3 separate regions of the Homo sapiens genome follow, and regions 2 and 3 are each linked to region 1. Evidence: chromatin contacts called from ENCODE Hi-C or POLR2A ChIA-PET data. All regions are on one chromosome and are shown on one strand. The core of a region is the stretch at or near the end of the contact, and the rest is flanking DNA. Distances in the headings are between cores, read along the strand shown.

Region 1 (5,097 bases), core at 1,552-4,051:
TCCTTGCTATTACTACCTTAAAATCTTTTTATTATAAATTTTTCATCAGTTGTGATTTGTAAAGTATGTATCATAGTCTCAAATCTGTTCATATGTTATTTCCCAAAGTTTCATGGGGGTATTAAGAGCTGTTACTCACAGCAAAGAAATTGTGCCATTAAATATGTTTGGGAAATTCAGGATGAATTAAACAGCCTTCTCACTGTAGTTCTTATAATTTTTAATATGTTAATGAATTTTAGGCTACAACAGCAGAAAATACACAACAGGCCAAATTTATTTGAACACAGAATCCCTTTCCCAACAAACCTTTAGTGAAACAATTGTCTTATAGAAAACTATTGGAAAAATGTGGTGCTGATATTTACATTTTTGCACCTTTTATGTAAATATTAGTAAATAAAAGTACTACTGTCATCTGCCCTAAATATTCTCTGGTTCCTCCTGAGGTTTATTTTCCAGCTTTCTCCACTCTGCTTGATGGCTCAGAGACTTTCTTCTATGGGCTTCAGCTGGGTTTCCTCTTCCTCTGGGTCTCAGTTGGGTTCAGCCCATGAGGCTCTGGCAGGAGATGGAAGTGTGGGAGGAAAGAGCCCACTCTATCTACTTCCCTGGTGCCCTTCCTGTAGGGCCATGGATTGGCACAGCTGTGTGCTTCTCTTGAAGGCTGCAGCTCCTGGCAGGAAGCGCTTCTATAATTATCTATTTTTCTTTTCCTTACCTCTGCAGACCTAGGAGTTGGTAACAGCTACCTGCTCATACTATCCCCAAGTGTTTCGCCATCTCTTGCTGGTCCCGCATAACCTCCTACAAGGGTTATGATAAACCTTCATTTAACTCTCCTCAGTTATACCTTGGGCATGAATGATCAGTTTCATGTCAGTTTTCTGATTCACATAGTGCCCACTGTGTAAAATATCAAAATTAACACACTTATGCTTTCTCATCCCTTTTCCCCTGCAACCCCAATTTTTGTTAGTTAATATGGAATTTTTTTTTTTTTTTGAGACAAGAGTTTTGTTCTGTCGCTCAGGCTGGAGTGTAGTGGCACGATCTCAGCTCACTGCAACCTCCGCCCCCTGGGTTCAACTGATTCTCCTGCCTCAGCCTCCTGAGTAGCTGAGATTACAGGCATGTGGCACCACACCTGGCTGATTTTGTATTTTTAGTAGAGATGGGGTTTCACCATGTTGGTCAGGCCCATCTTGAACTCCTGATCTCAGATGATACGCCTGCTTCGGCCTCCCAAAGTGCTGGGATTGCAGGCATGAGCCACTGCACTCGGCCGTTAATATGGAATTTTATATGTAATTTCATAGTTTAAATTATTATTAATATGATCATCATTTTATGTTGAACATTTTGTCTATTAGGAAATGTTAAAATAAATGATATTTTGCATTCTATCTCTTCAATCATACAATAAATATTATTTAGAATAACTGGTTTAAATAGTTTTAAGACTCACTTTTAGTACTTTTGTACCAGAGTTTCTGTGTTCTTGAACGTTACTTTGGTTAATCACTTGGTTAGCTAGAATAGTTGTCAAAAAGAATACATAAATTTTACATTTTCACAGTCATTGCTTAGTTTACAATATTTTTCTTTGTCTTTCTCAGAACAATCACTGGGCTTGTTGTGAAATTCATGAATCGACATCCTCTCAAAACTTTTTAGACGTTGTTTCCATTATCTACTGTATTTGAAGATTATCGAGAAATTGTGTGGGGCCAACTCAATTTTTCTTTGAGGCTCATTACGTCCATCTTAGTTTCCATCACTGCCAACCAACATTTCAGGGAAAAATATCTGCATTTCAAAAACCTTCCCCTTCTTTCCTTCCTTCCTTCCTCTCCTCCTCCTTTTCTTTCTTTCTTTATTCTTTCTTTCTTTCTCTTTCTTTCCTTCCTTCTTTTTCTTTTCCTCTCTCTCCATCTCTCTCTCTGTGTCTCTCTCTCTCACACACATACACACTTTAATATGTGTAAATATCCTGCTCTTCTAAATCTCCTATGTGATTTAGCATTTAACCACATTTCTCGCCTATTTCAGTCTTTACCATGATGCTTGCAAGATGATGATTTTACAGTTTTTACCAGTTGGTCTCTAGCACTCAACTGTAAACAAGAGCCCTCTCTTCTCCCTGAATTATTTATTTATCTATTTGTTATCAGCATGGATGCATGATTTCCTACTTTTTTTTTTTCCAATGGTTTAAAAGTCATTACTGTACTTAATTATTTTAGTTCAGAATTTCCCAGATCTGGCCAGTGGGAGTCTCTCCAATCTGAGACACTCTCTTTAGACATTTAATTGCTCATTTACATCAAGATTAAGATGCAGGGAATCAGATGCTTATGCTCAAGTCACCAGCCTGTTCTAGAACTGACATCATTTTCTCATTGTACATTTGCCCATAGCCAGAATAGGCATTAGACATCAATGCACTCAGTTCTTTCTACATTGCTCAACCCCTCCCTGATGACATTATTTTGTATACTGATTGCTACAAGCTTCTGTATATATGCACATACAGAGAAATCTGTAGAAAAAAACTTTTTTAAATCAGGTCACTGTAAAGCAAGGTCTGACATATTGTACATAAATTCAAATGTGCTTATGCAAAAATCTATCTAAAAATATAAACCTCATGTCTGCAAAATCTAATGATGTGTGTGTGTGCATGCGCGCACACGCGTCTGTGTGTGTGTGTGTGTGTGTGTGTGTGTGTGTGTGTCCACTATGGCTGGGAAACATCCAGGGAAACAAGCTATCTCTTATTAAAACCACAGTGAAGGTGGCATTGGGTGCAGCTGGTTATCAAAACCAGGCTTTCCCACGGCTTGCAAATGGTTGGTTCTGAGAATAGTGGAGTCCAGTAGAACACAGAAGAGGGAAGGAAGCTGGTATGAATTAGAGCTGAAGCCAAGCCCAAGGCAGAGACTTGATGTCAGATACCGAGCAGAAGACTCTGGCCTCAGCTCAGGTGAACCGGAGGTAGAGGCAGCCTAGTACTCTGGATAGCTCCTGAGCACAAAAGGTTTGCTAGGCTTGTAATCTTCCAAACACCATTTTGATTCTCTGCTGTGTCTGGAATTCTCTGTCTCAAAAGAAAAAAAAAGAAAAAAAAATCTTCTATGCCTCTCATGTTCCTGCTGCCCCTCTATCCAACCATGTAACCATTTCCATCCTCCTAAGAGCTTTTGCAATCTTCGCATTGGGTGGGAGGGGTTCTCATAGAGTAGTCATATCTTTAGAGGGGTCTACACAGCCCAGAGTAAGGACTCTGGGACAAAATACCAAAAAAAAAAAAAAAAAAAAAAAAAAAACACAGACAAAAATCCTGGCATTCCCCTCTCTTACCTCTGTGTGGGTGAGTGTTGCTGCTGAGAGTGGCCTCTCAGGATACCTCCTTGCATGTGTGCATGGCACGTGAATGTCTCAGAGGACTACATGCAACAATTCACAAACTCAGTTTTTAACCCCCCTTTTGCCATTCAGCTTGTGACACGTGGCCATCAGAGACAGCACCCAGAGTTACACAGCACTCCCTTCCCAATGAGGCTGCCACATGTCACCAAGAGCTGCAGTTCTCTCTCGCACATTTTGCATAATCAGTTTCTATTCTGTCGTGTTCTCTCACACATGGTGCTCTGAGACTATTCTGGAAAATAGAGAATTTTTTCAGTTTAGATGAGTAGCATGATTTTACGTTGTGCTCAGCCTGTTTGGTAAATGAAATCAATTACTCATCTATCTGTCAGATGAAGAGAAAGACACATGCCTGCGTTTAACCTGTTTTTAGATCCAGAGACCATCGCTTTGCTTCCATCACACTGAGAATAACAACAATCCGCATCATGGCCCTGAGAGCTGATGTTTGCATTCAGATTTCTAACTTAAAAAATTCCACACCATGGGTTTCTGCAATAGCTTCTAAATGTTTCCCCTCCTTTGAATACATTCTACATTCTGTAAGCCATTCCCTGATCAAAGCTTTGAAAGCACTACTTACTACTTGGCTTACAGATTGAGTTTTATCATTGACTGGCTACCCAATCTAGTAAAATCACACCTTCTCCAAGCCGCAACTTCCTGAAAAGTAACATTGGGATCAAAATACTACTTCTTCCTTAAAGGATGGTTAGGAGAACTCACCGAAAAATTGTAGGCGAAGAGTTTTGTAAATTATAAATTCTTAGAAGGTGTTCATTATTTCTATAATCTTTCTATGGCTTCTCACTACTGAAATTTCAAACTCTACTCCGGCATTTAAACAACTCTTGGACCAAAATCCACCCAAACACGTTTTTGTCATTTTTGTATGACTCCCTGGTGTGAAAATTCTTTCCCAACTGAACGTGTATACCTGCATTTTCACTGGGTGTGGCCAAAGTTGAATAATAAAGTCCAGAGAAGTGCAAGACAATGGAGAAAAAGGCAAGAGTACCAGATAAGCTGGCAAAACTTAGATTTCAGTAAATATTTTAGACTTGGTTTTTCACCCAACTCACAATGCTCAAGTGCAACCACTCAGCACCTTTATGTTGGAAAGATGATTAGGGTTTGAATTACACCAATGACATTTTCCAAGTATGTGACCTTAGGACACTCACTTATAATTTCCTTTCTTTCTCTGCTGAAAAGTTTGAACCTTACCAGACAGTTGCAAAGAGTTGATGTGGCAAAGTATGTATATATATACACATACACATACATATATATATATATATACATGTACATATTTTTTAAGTGTTAAAATATTAAAGGACTGCACAAATGTTAGTTTGCCATTGTTGGGTCATTGCAAGGGCTGGTGAATTCATAGTGCTTAAAAGAAACCTGCAGAGCAATTCTTTTGATCCATAAATCCTTGTCTAATCTCTATGGCAGATGACTCCATTAGTCTCTCAATAGGTCTGTCCTCAAATTTCATAAGCAGCGCCATTGTAAGGGCAGAGGAGAAGTAAACAGTCTAAAAATAGTTTCCTCACTAATTTCCCCTAAATTTGGAGAAACAGACAGTGTCTGTGAAAGCAGTAGCCTCGTGCTAGAGCATTCATGGATGAGTCAAACCCCTCTCCATCCGCTGCCAGA
Region 2 (5,097 bases), core at 1,008-3,507, 56 kb after region 1:
ATATTATGATTTTGTGAGATTCTTAATGAAGCTTCAAATATAGACGGAAAACAAAGGTCAAAAATCTAGCTTATTTCCTTATCTATAAGCCTGGTTATATTGTCGATGAAAGAAATGAGTTGTGTTTGACATGATTTGTTCTTAGTGAACCAGTGCTAGCTCCTAGTGATCATTGCTGCTTCTCTTAAATAATCCATTCTAGCATCTTGGCCAGAATTCACTTTCACTTCCTTTCTGGAAATCAGAATGACACCCCAGTTTTTGAACCTTCCTTGTTCTCTGTAACTCTTTACAGATTCATAACAATGACTCAGCAATCTCTTTAACAACATTTCTCATTTTCGTCTTTTGATAAGAGATGAACCATTTGGATCCCAGAAATGAATGCAAGCTAACTTTGTGTGTCTGATGTGGATACTTCTTTCTGTGTAAACCTGAAAGAAGGTTATTTCTGAGGACTGAGAATTCTGTTTAGAGAGAGGGTGGGCTGAGACAACAGACTTCACTATCTTGAAACACCAACATCCACAACCCTCTTTATGCATAGTCCAAAAGAACATGAATTGTTTCCTAGCAGACAAGGTTCAGAGCGTGTACAGAAGAGAAAAAATCATTAGTAGGATCAGGCGGGACAGGCAGATAAATGAGGAATGAAAAGGATGACAATCGGAACCTGTGTTTTAATCCTTCCCAGGGTGCATCACTCCTAGAAAAGAGAGAGGACTTTATTAGTCTACATCTTTCTCCACTTAGGTTTGGCATGACCAGCAGCATCTCTCCTAGGAGGGAAACTACAAGTGTCTGCTGGTCTGGATTAAGATACAATAACAGGGGAAGCATATGGTCATTCACATGGTGCTTGTTCCCACACTGCGCCAAGGTTAACAAATTAATGAAAAGGAAGCACGCGACATAAATGTTGAGCCTTATTAAACATGAGATCATCACTCCCAGCTATCTTTATCTTACAAGAATCTAAATTAAAGCAATGCAACCCCTCTTCCATGCATACACAGTGAAAATCATTCTTACAATAGCAAATCATATTTTTGAGGACAAACAACAGCAGTTTTAAACTCTAAAATTGTAAGGAAAGAGTCTGTTCTAAAAGAGTTTTATTGAGATGATATGGGAAGAAGCAGTGTTATTTATTTAAGTACAGCATTGCATTTTCCTTTGTCCTTTCAACAGGTTAGTAATTACAGGAGTAGTGATTAGCCTTGACAGAGGGTACACAAAACGATAAATGGATACTGTGTGCATGGGGGGGCTCTCTGGTGCCAAGCTTATTATTTTCAGTCAGAGCTAATTATCCTTATTATACTGCATGACTCTTTTCTCGTGAATTATGAGTGGAAAAGTGCTGAATAGAGTTTTTTTCCAAAGTGCCCTGAACTGTGGAGGGAAATGAAAATTACAAACAATGAAAAGCTTGTTAGACAATGAGAGCGATCATCTATAAAGGGATTCTGAAGGAACTTCCCTTTTCCTGCGCTATAGAAATGTAAAGTGCTTATCAGAAAATGATCAGGGTTTTGTTTTTGTTTTGTTTTTGCGTTTAGTTTTTTTTTTTTTTTTTTTTTGCCACACGGATGATGGGAGGAAAAGAGTTAGACTCAGCTCAGCCTGGGGCAGTAGCAAAGCAGCAGGAAGAAAGATGGAAAGTCTTACTTAAATCTTTGTACAGGATCAGTAAATTATGGAGGGTGGGGGGCAGATGGAGGGTGGAGGGCAGGGGGAAATTGTGTTTAGACACAGGGGCAGAAGGAATTTGTGGTTGCTGATTCATGCAATTAGATCCCCACGGCCAGACCCTTCAGTGTAAGGAAAGATAGGATCCTGCCTGGCCCAAATGCCACCTGAGAACCGACCTGAGAAGAGACACTTCAGTTTGAAATCCAGTTACCACTCAATCCTTTATCTGTCTCTTTTTTCCCTTCTCTATTGCCCCCCTCCCATTATAGTGATGCATATGAACAAAATTCCACAGATGGTGCATGCTTTTATGAGCTCAGTCCTGAAATTTGGTTCGAAATTTCCCCAGTGTCCTCTGTGCTTCTCTCTTTGCAACAGATGCACTTAAATGTTAGCAATTTATTTGCGGCCTGTGCTCCAGCCAGAGCTGGAGAGACAGGGCTGTTGTACAAAGAGTAGCACAGCCACTAACACAGCACGAGGTTCCCTGACCGCAACTGCTGGGGCTGCGGGAGGAGGCCTCTGTTTCTGTGGGCACAGCCAGTCAGTCACAGGAAAACCAAACTTTATCTTCCCCTCCTTCCAGCTCAAGTCTGGTCCCTGAATAAGACGTTAAATCCAGCGATTGCCGAAGAAGGGCTTTCCTTTCTTTAGCCTATCATGCCTAGTATTCTCCACACGCCAGCATCTCATTCTCAATTTTTACCAGTTAGCCGGCTTCTGGGATTCGGAAGGCTGGAATATAGAATTTCATGAGAGTTCAGGAACAGGCAGATTCTTTTTAAGGACACCAGGGCTCTGTAAGGTGACACCCTCTAAGAATACAGCCTTGGTTCCAGGGTAACGAGTGAGTCAACCCTTTTATTTAGTATGTCAACAGTGAAATGCTCATTTAGTTGGACTAAAATATTCTTGAACAGAAAGTTATGGGCTCCCTGTGTGGGTTTGGAAATGTCAGCCCAGATAAGCAGGCAATTAATGAGAGTGCAATTGTTATCTTCCTCTAACGCAAGCATCACCGATGAGATTAAGAGGTGACATGTGATTGCCCAAATAGGGGCGTGCACTAGTAAAACATAATTAAGGAAGGAAGTACATCCTGGAGAAGCAACTTGAGTTGCTTAGTGAGGATGACATCTTCTTTATGCTTGTAATATCGTTACATAGGTGAGATCACCACAGGCCAAATTGCCCAGATCCTATCCACAATCCAATGGTATTAGGAAACTTGTTATTTTAACCTGTGATTCACACTTTTTCATCCTCAATACAGGCTAATCTTGTCACTCTTCTTAATAGTTTTTGTTCCTTTTCCACAAGATTCTTTTCATTAAGATGAAGAGATTCCAATGTCCCTAAGTCTGAGTGTTTTTATTATCGTTATTTCTTGCTAATTAGTTAAATTTGAAGTTCCTTAAACCATTGCACCAGAGTATGACAAACAGCCTTTCAGCAAGGGACTAAGCTGGTACCCAGTTTCTACACACATACCAACGGGGTCATGATGTCCACCCAGCATATTTGGATCAATCATTCTGGTGAAAATTACTTCCCAGCTAATTTCATGGACTATTTTTGATGTGATCATTCACCTTTTTCTTTTGGAGGGGGTGGAGAGGAGGGAGCGGAACTGTAGTCTAGAGAGTGGGGAGCAGCGTAGTCTCTGCTGTCTGACCACCAGCGCTGCAATTTTGATCCATGTTTCCCATATGACCTAAGCAAGTTACTTACAGCTTCTTATCTACTATTCCCTTATCTACAAAGTGGGCAGTAACATGATTTATTTCAAAGGGGTTAGATTTGAAAATTTATAAGAAGCTTAGCACAGTTCCTGGCATTCAGTAAACACTCAACAAATTTTATTGTGGTTATTTTTATTATTTTATCGGCATCATGGTCATTTAAAATAAGGTGGCATGCATTTATATAATAATGCTAATGTTATACTCCCATATTGTAAAAAAGACAATAATGCACTCAGGTATAGTCATCATCATTTGCAAAATGTTAGGTAGAGAGGATCCTGATGAAATAAGCTTCAAACAAAGAATGATTTTTTTAAAAAACCCAGATCTGATTCTGATCATATCACTGATCTGCTTAAACCCTTCAATGGGTTAAGCACTGCTCATAGGATAAAGCCCAAATTTCAAAACACGACTTTGCAAGGCCCTTTGTGACCATGTCTTGCTCACCTTTCTTACCTCAAAACAGATCGCTAAGCATGGGCTTTCATCTGCCTAGAGTATTCCTCCCTCCTCTCTACCCATAACTAATGTCTACACATCCTTCAGGATCTGACTTCCATGCAACTTCTCCCTTGAAATCTTCCCAGTTTCTGCACACCTGAGTTGGCTGTCCCTCTGGCCTGATACTATAGCATCGTGTGTTAGTTTTGTTGTTATTGTTGTTGTTGTTTTTCTGTCAAAGAATGCTTTGGAATTGCCATTGTTCTTGTCCCTCGCTAGCCCAAGAGACCCTTGAGGATAGGGATGGTGAGTGCCGAGTTCACCACAGTTGCACAGTGCTTGTACGTATGGGTGATTCATTTACATAACAAATTTTAGTGAGTCTCTACATATGCATTGCTCAATCCTCCATCCTTCCTCAAGTGAGCTGCACAGCTCAAATGGATTCACAATTTAAAATTAGACTTAGCCTCATGCAAATACATAGCTCAGTACTCATTCCGGCTTGTTCTATTACTGTATGTGAGTGGGAAATTCTAGGTGGAGGTCGAGGTTCAGGACATTTGCCAATAACTTCACCAAGTCAGCCTTTACTTTCACCACAAAATGTCTTTGTAGCGGGGAGCTAATGAAAGGCAACCTGCTGAAGGTGGGTAGGAGACTTCCATGCTGCACTGGCATAGCAAGCACGCTGCTTATTCATTCATTTGGGATGGTTTGGAAGGAGAACAAAGCCCCTCCCACCAAGCTACCATGATGCTTCCCATCAGGCAATGCTGCCGCCAACGCCCTTCTCATTTCCCAATTAAATGTGGAAAGCCAGCTTCCTGGAAATTCCAAAACACAGGGACAAAGAAACTAGATGTCTGTCCATATTTTGCAAGGCAATCCTGGCAGATGGAGCAGCTCCTCGATAAACTTTTACACCTGAAATTCAGATTTTCTGATGAAGGGTATAAGGCTTTGTGTTATTTGTTGACAGTTATGAGCCACAATCATATTTAAATCTCCCTGCAAACTGTATCTGTTATGCCAAAATAGCTCTGGTTAGGTTTACAGCCTGGGTAGAAGAGTAGCTCCTGACGTTATTAGATGTGTAAACCACTGAAATGTAGTGCTTAGGGACTTATGTGCATGGAAATACACAGGTTTTGTTAAGTATATTCCTCAGCTCTAAAAAGGAGAGGGACCAATTTTGTTTGTGCTGTTAGCA
Region 3 (5,097 bases), core at 1,589-4,088, 42 kb before region 1:
GAGAAAAGTTTATTGAACATTTACTGCACCATTCTAGCTCTAGACCCTTTGGAAGACATAACGATGTAAAATATATGGTCTCTATTTTCCAGATATTGCGAAAACTTCTTAGTGGACTTACTGTAAATTCCAGGAAGGCAGAAAATGTGGATGTTTTGCTTATCACCATTTAACCAGTGACTGGCATGGGTGCTATGTGGGTGTGGTCCAGATTAGTTACTGGAAGATATGAGAAATTTATTACAGAGCTAATCATATTTAGCTCCTTACTGAGAGGATGGATCTTCATACAAAAATGGAATTATATTTATATATTTTATATATATACACACATATTTATACATATACACATTGTTAGTTTGTTATATGTGTGCATATCAGAAACAACAAGCAGATTTTTTTAGTTTTTTTTTTAACTTATGTAGACCGCAAAACACAATAAGATTGATGAAAATTTTCAGGTTCATAGCTGGTTTTCTGAGAGTCCAGTTGAGTGGCACTTGTAAAACTCAAATTCCTACACCAGTCACCTGGGGCATCTTGCTAAAATGCAGATCCTAATTCAGTAGATCTGGGGCAGGGCCTGAGATTCACATTTCTTACAAACTTCTGTTGATCGTGGTCCATGGACCACATGTTGAGTATGAGGTGCCAGATGTAAGCTGTGTCCAAGTCCAAGTAAAAGGAGCTGCAGTGACTACAATGTACAGACCTGACAGGGTAATAAAAACAGAATTTTAAACTGGGATGACTATAGAGATTATTTTGGAGAATGAAATCCTTAGACATAAGAGATTAAAAGCACATTCTTCAGTCTCTACAAATAGCTGTGGTTTTGTTCCCACTGGGATTGGGCCTTGAGGCTCCTTTTTAAACCCTCCTTTTCCTTCCACAAATTGATTGTCTAATTTGGTTAAAAAATGAAGTTTAAGAGAAGCCACTGGTATATCTATGGATGGGAAGAAGGGCATTCCCAGCAAAGACAAGAAGCATGTTCTAGGCTGTTGCCTCTGTATGAATGAGTCTTGGGTCTTTGTTTAGCAGGGCTGAGTTACCTTTTTTCTTGGAATCTCTTGCCCAGATGGCCTATGTCTGGTTCCTTCAACAGAAGAAGGAAGAAGAGGAATTTGGGAAATGAGAACAAGTGCTCAGAGATTTCCAAAAAATTATTCCTGGAGGCCTGAATCAGGATTTTTTTTTTTTTAACTCATGCCAGCTGTTTGGTGGTTATGAGTGATTTGGGTCAGGCCAGTTTAATTTCCATCATGCCAGGCCCCGAGACTGAATTTCTGGTATCACCTGGACTCTCTGTCTTCCCTAACCTTAACTTGGAAAATGTCTGATTCTAACCATTCTAACAACACTGTGTAGTGTTATGTCCTAAATAACCCCTGAGAGACTATTTTGACCTGGTTCTGTCTTCATGAGACTAGCCCATGTGGATGAGAATGAATGTATTTGAGGAAGAGAGGATGGTCATTGAAAACCTAAATGAACTCATTTTCTAACTTGCCTGGAAGTCACCAGCATTTTTCATTTATTTGGAGATTGTTTTCAAGGGGACATTCTCACGCTAACCAAGTCTAAGGACACCTACAGAATCTGAACTTTCAATCTGCAGCATGTCCATCATCATCAGATGATGAACTGTGTGTGTTGGCACATTGTGGGAGGAGGTACATGGGCAGGAAACATTAATAACAGTTTGTGCTGTGAGCTCAAGAAAATCACTGGTCTGACATCATCGCTAAATATTGGAGGGTCTTAGGAGTCTCTAGATCCCTGGATCCCTCTTGGGAGTGAGGATCACGGACTTCCTCTTCAGTGAATGGAAATCTTACAACAAGTTCGCATCAACATCTTTGAGCCATTTCCTTCAGAGAAATCAACTGCTTTTCAGAGGACTTTCTCTCTGTGAATATTCTCTTTCTTCCCACGTCCCACTGCCTCCAACCCTTCAACTGAAAGAGAAAAAGCAAAGGCAGCAAGACAAGTGTGAATCTTGAAGGTACGTTGGATGGAAAGCACATACACAGGGAGCAAACACATATGCATCTGAGTTGCAGCTGTATCAGTAACCAGCTGTATGACCTTTGGCAAGTTGCTTAATGTCTCTTGTGTTTCCATTTGTGGTTATAAAATAAAAGAGTTGGACAAGAGGATTTCAACCTACTTTTTTCAGCCTTAAATATCTAGGAGTCTACAGCTTAGCTTCCTTCTTGAGCTCATAAACCCATCCATGAGATTCTTACTTATGAAACAAAAACTCATGAATGAGAATAGTGTCCTATGATCATACGACACTGGAATTCACTTTTAAAAAAAATCAAGATTACCTGGGTGACTCGAACGTCTATTAAATCCTCACTAAAGTCAAGAGGAGATCATCGCTCAGTACGATAATTTTAAACTAATCAACTCAGTAGTTTGTGGTTGGTAGTTGATCTCCAAGTCATTTCCATCCTCTAATAAATTATTCTCTTTTCCTTATCCTCATCTTCAGTTGAGATCACTATAGCTGACACTCTGGGGTGAATCTTCAGTCAGTTACCACCACCACCAATCCTGACTCCAGGCCAAGGGATTTTAACATAGAAACACAAAACCCATCCTTGAACAACAAAACATCAATTCTCACAGGAAGTAGCTCTTGCTTTGTTTTAATAAAAAACAGTCTTAGAGCACTTACACACACACACACACACACACGCAAACCACACGTGGAAAAAATGTGTCATTTGTACCTTTGCCTAGAGGAAAATGTTGAAACTGCACCTTGGTTAATAGAAATGGAATCACCATTGAGTCTCTAAGTGATTTTTCTCAGCAAGTGGGAGAGGCACAGAGTGGAGTACTCAGAGAGTCAGAAGAAATCCGATCTGAAGTGACTTGGCATTTTGGTGCACCCAGAACTGAAGTGCTGGGAGTCAGATTTCAGGAAATAGAGGGGAGGAATTTGAACTGCATGGAAGTGATTACAAGAGAGATAATGGACAATTACATCAGAACTAACTCAAACCTGCCAAGAGGCTCAGTCGCTCTTCATTAATAATGGTGATGCTGGCAACAAATGAAATAGATGAGTGAGAGGCCTTGACTGAGCATTGCTTCAGTTTGCATTCTGCCAACAAGTTTGCATGTGGCAAGCTGTAACTTTACTACTCAGAGTCATAAAAGAGCTGGGCACCATTCCCAGAACATTGCTAACTTTTCTTCTTTCTTCTGTGGTCCACATATTATAATTGTATGATTTTTTTCCCCAAAGCCATTTTCAACTCTGGAAATGGAGGGACAATGCAATGCACATGTTACTCAAGTTTAGACCTAGTTCTCTTCTGATGAGTTCTGCACTGACGTTTAGCTCCTGGCGGAATGGTGCTGGTTTAAAAGGTACATAGGATAACCTGCCTCAGTCACAGATGAAACGATACTAGCACTGCAACTGGATTGAAGCCCATTTAAACTTCACAAGGATTTGATTAGCTAAAGATGGCTTCGTAAGTCCTGGACCCCAACCCAGCCCCCTCTTACTCTTGGCGGGTGATCTTAGTAGGATGTTAGATATCAGCCAACTCAGCTTCCTTTCTGTTCACCCCCAAAGCTCTGGGGATTAACCTCATTTTCCCCTCCCTCCCTCCATCTCAGAGAAGAAAGTATCCCTTCTCTCCTCTAAGCCACACCCACCATGTCCTGAATCCCATCTCTTCCTTCTTGAGTCTGCAATGTGATCCATGCATGCACCTGTGTGAATTCACAAACAAAATTATGGGATCTCCTTCCATAGGTTTCTCCATTCCATACTCTCTGGCCCCCAAGTGCCCCTTTACCTAGTTCTTCAGGTCAGAAAGATGGTTATTATCTGAGTTGTAGCAGCCTGCATCTTGGACTCACTTTCCCAGCTCTGTGCTTAAAGCCACCTGCAGGGCAAAGCCATGAAGAAAGAAAGAAAGAAAAAAAGACACCTGGGAAATTCATTCCCTTGCAGGTCACTACTCCATGTTTCAACTTCCCTCCACAATTTGCCTGATTTGACCTAATTTTCAGAGTCCTCTCCCGCATCATTTCCTCTCTGACTGAGGCAGATGGTTATTATTTAACTTCTCCTCTGGGTCTCTGCTCCTGGCCTTCAAGCAAGACCGCCAGCTCTTTCTAAGACATCTTTGTCTCCACCTTGCCTCCTTAGCCACACCGCATCCTGCCCTCTTCTTCCTTTTCCTTTCCAAGCTCCTTGAAAATGTACTTTCTACATGAACTTAGACTTTGTTTCTGGCATAACAGGGCAAGTCCACCACAGTTGACCTCTCCCACTGATTATAACTAAAAACTCTGGGCAAAATACAGAAACCAGCTCCCCAGGGACCCTGAAAATTAAGCCAAAGCAGGCAGGCAGATTGGGGAAGGAGGTTGAAACTTGGAGAGGCGACCTGCAAAAGAATGAATTTCTCAAGTGCGTTTTTATCCTTTTCTCATGTCTTTTCCCTGAGGGCAGCCCCAGACACAGAGCTGGGAAGGATCAGCTGGGCTGAGTGCTGAAACTTAGATGATAGCCTCAACATTCTGGATGAAAGACCTGGGAAAAGGGGCCAGAAGTGTGGAGAGGAGAGAGTTAGTGAAGGGGATCCCATAATCCTGTTTATGAACCCACACAAGTGCATGCATGGATCAGACACAAACCAGCACAGCAGAGGCTGTGAGAGCTGCACTGATATTAAAATGCAGCCCACATCACAGATTAATTTCTAAGTGGCATGTGCATGGGACACACTCAAAGCAGCATACCAAAGGTTTTAAAAGCTAACCTGAGATTAGAACCACCACAGGAAGCAAAACAGAACTTTCAGTCTGAATCTGACCAGGTTGCCTGATATCAAACAAATAAAAAGTCAACATTTTCCATTTGTTTAATACAATAGCACAACACATAATATACAAAATGTCCAAGGTACAATCCAAAATTGCAGAAACATACATTGAACTGAAAAACTGTGACAAATTCTCAAAGGAAAAGAAGCAACATATGACACACTGAGATGTCCCAGGGGTTGAAATTCTGAAGGAGAGATTTGAAAACAGCTATTTTAACTACGATCCATGAGG

The links. A loop is a pair of places that touch in the nucleus more often than their neighbours do. ChIA-PET counts read pairs that join two places held with the same protein, here RNA polymerase II (POLR2A). Pooled maps may share reads with other maps.
Region 2: a map of CD14-positive monocyte shows a loop between it and region 1 (1.9-fold over the local background). The contact joins two enhancer-like sites. A Hi-C loop is called at or near these places in 2 of 168 maps with a recorded cell type or tissue (CD14-positive monocyte and psoas muscle) and 3 of 50 pooled maps. POLR2A ChIA-PET finds 5 or more read pairs at or near these places in 3 of 52 experiments (A673, HEK293 and OCI-LY7).
Region 3: a loop to region 1 is called in a map of PC-3, with 2.5 times the contacts of the local background. The contact joins two enhancer-like sites. A Hi-C loop is called at or near these places in 1 of 168 maps with a recorded cell type or tissue (PC-3), 1 of 37 single-sample maps with no recorded cell type and 1 of 50 pooled maps. POLR2A ChIA-PET finds 5 or more read pairs at or near these places in 1 of 52 experiments (activated CD4-positive, alpha-beta T cell).

Annotation. Positions count from the first base shown.
Region 1 is chr6:16,903,660-16,908,756 of GRCh38, reverse strand. No RefSeq gene overlaps it. Among named protein-coding and RNA genes, the nearest start is that of ATXN1, 140 kb to the right of the region's middle. Within about 2 kb of position 2,801, at least 2 of the 41 ENCODE cell types and tissues checked have a DNase peak (open chromatin) inside an H3K27ac peak, as active enhancers do.
Region 2 is chr6:16,847,186-16,852,282 of GRCh38, reverse strand. No RefSeq gene overlaps it. Among named protein-coding and RNA genes, the nearest start is that of ATXN1, 88 kb to the right of the region's middle. Within about 2 kb of position 2,257, at least 7 of the 41 ENCODE cell types and tissues checked have a DNase peak (open chromatin) inside an H3K27ac peak, as active enhancers do.
Region 3 is chr6:16,945,577-16,950,673 of GRCh38, reverse strand. LOC107986573 (a long non-coding RNA gene) reads left to right here. Exons shown (of 4, transcript XR_001744006.2): 4 at 1,082-2,159. Among named protein-coding and RNA genes, the nearest start is that of STMND1, 150 kb to the left of the region's middle. Within about 2 kb of position 2,838, at least 8 of the 41 ENCODE cell types and tissues checked have a DNase peak (open chromatin) inside an H3K27ac peak, as active enhancers do.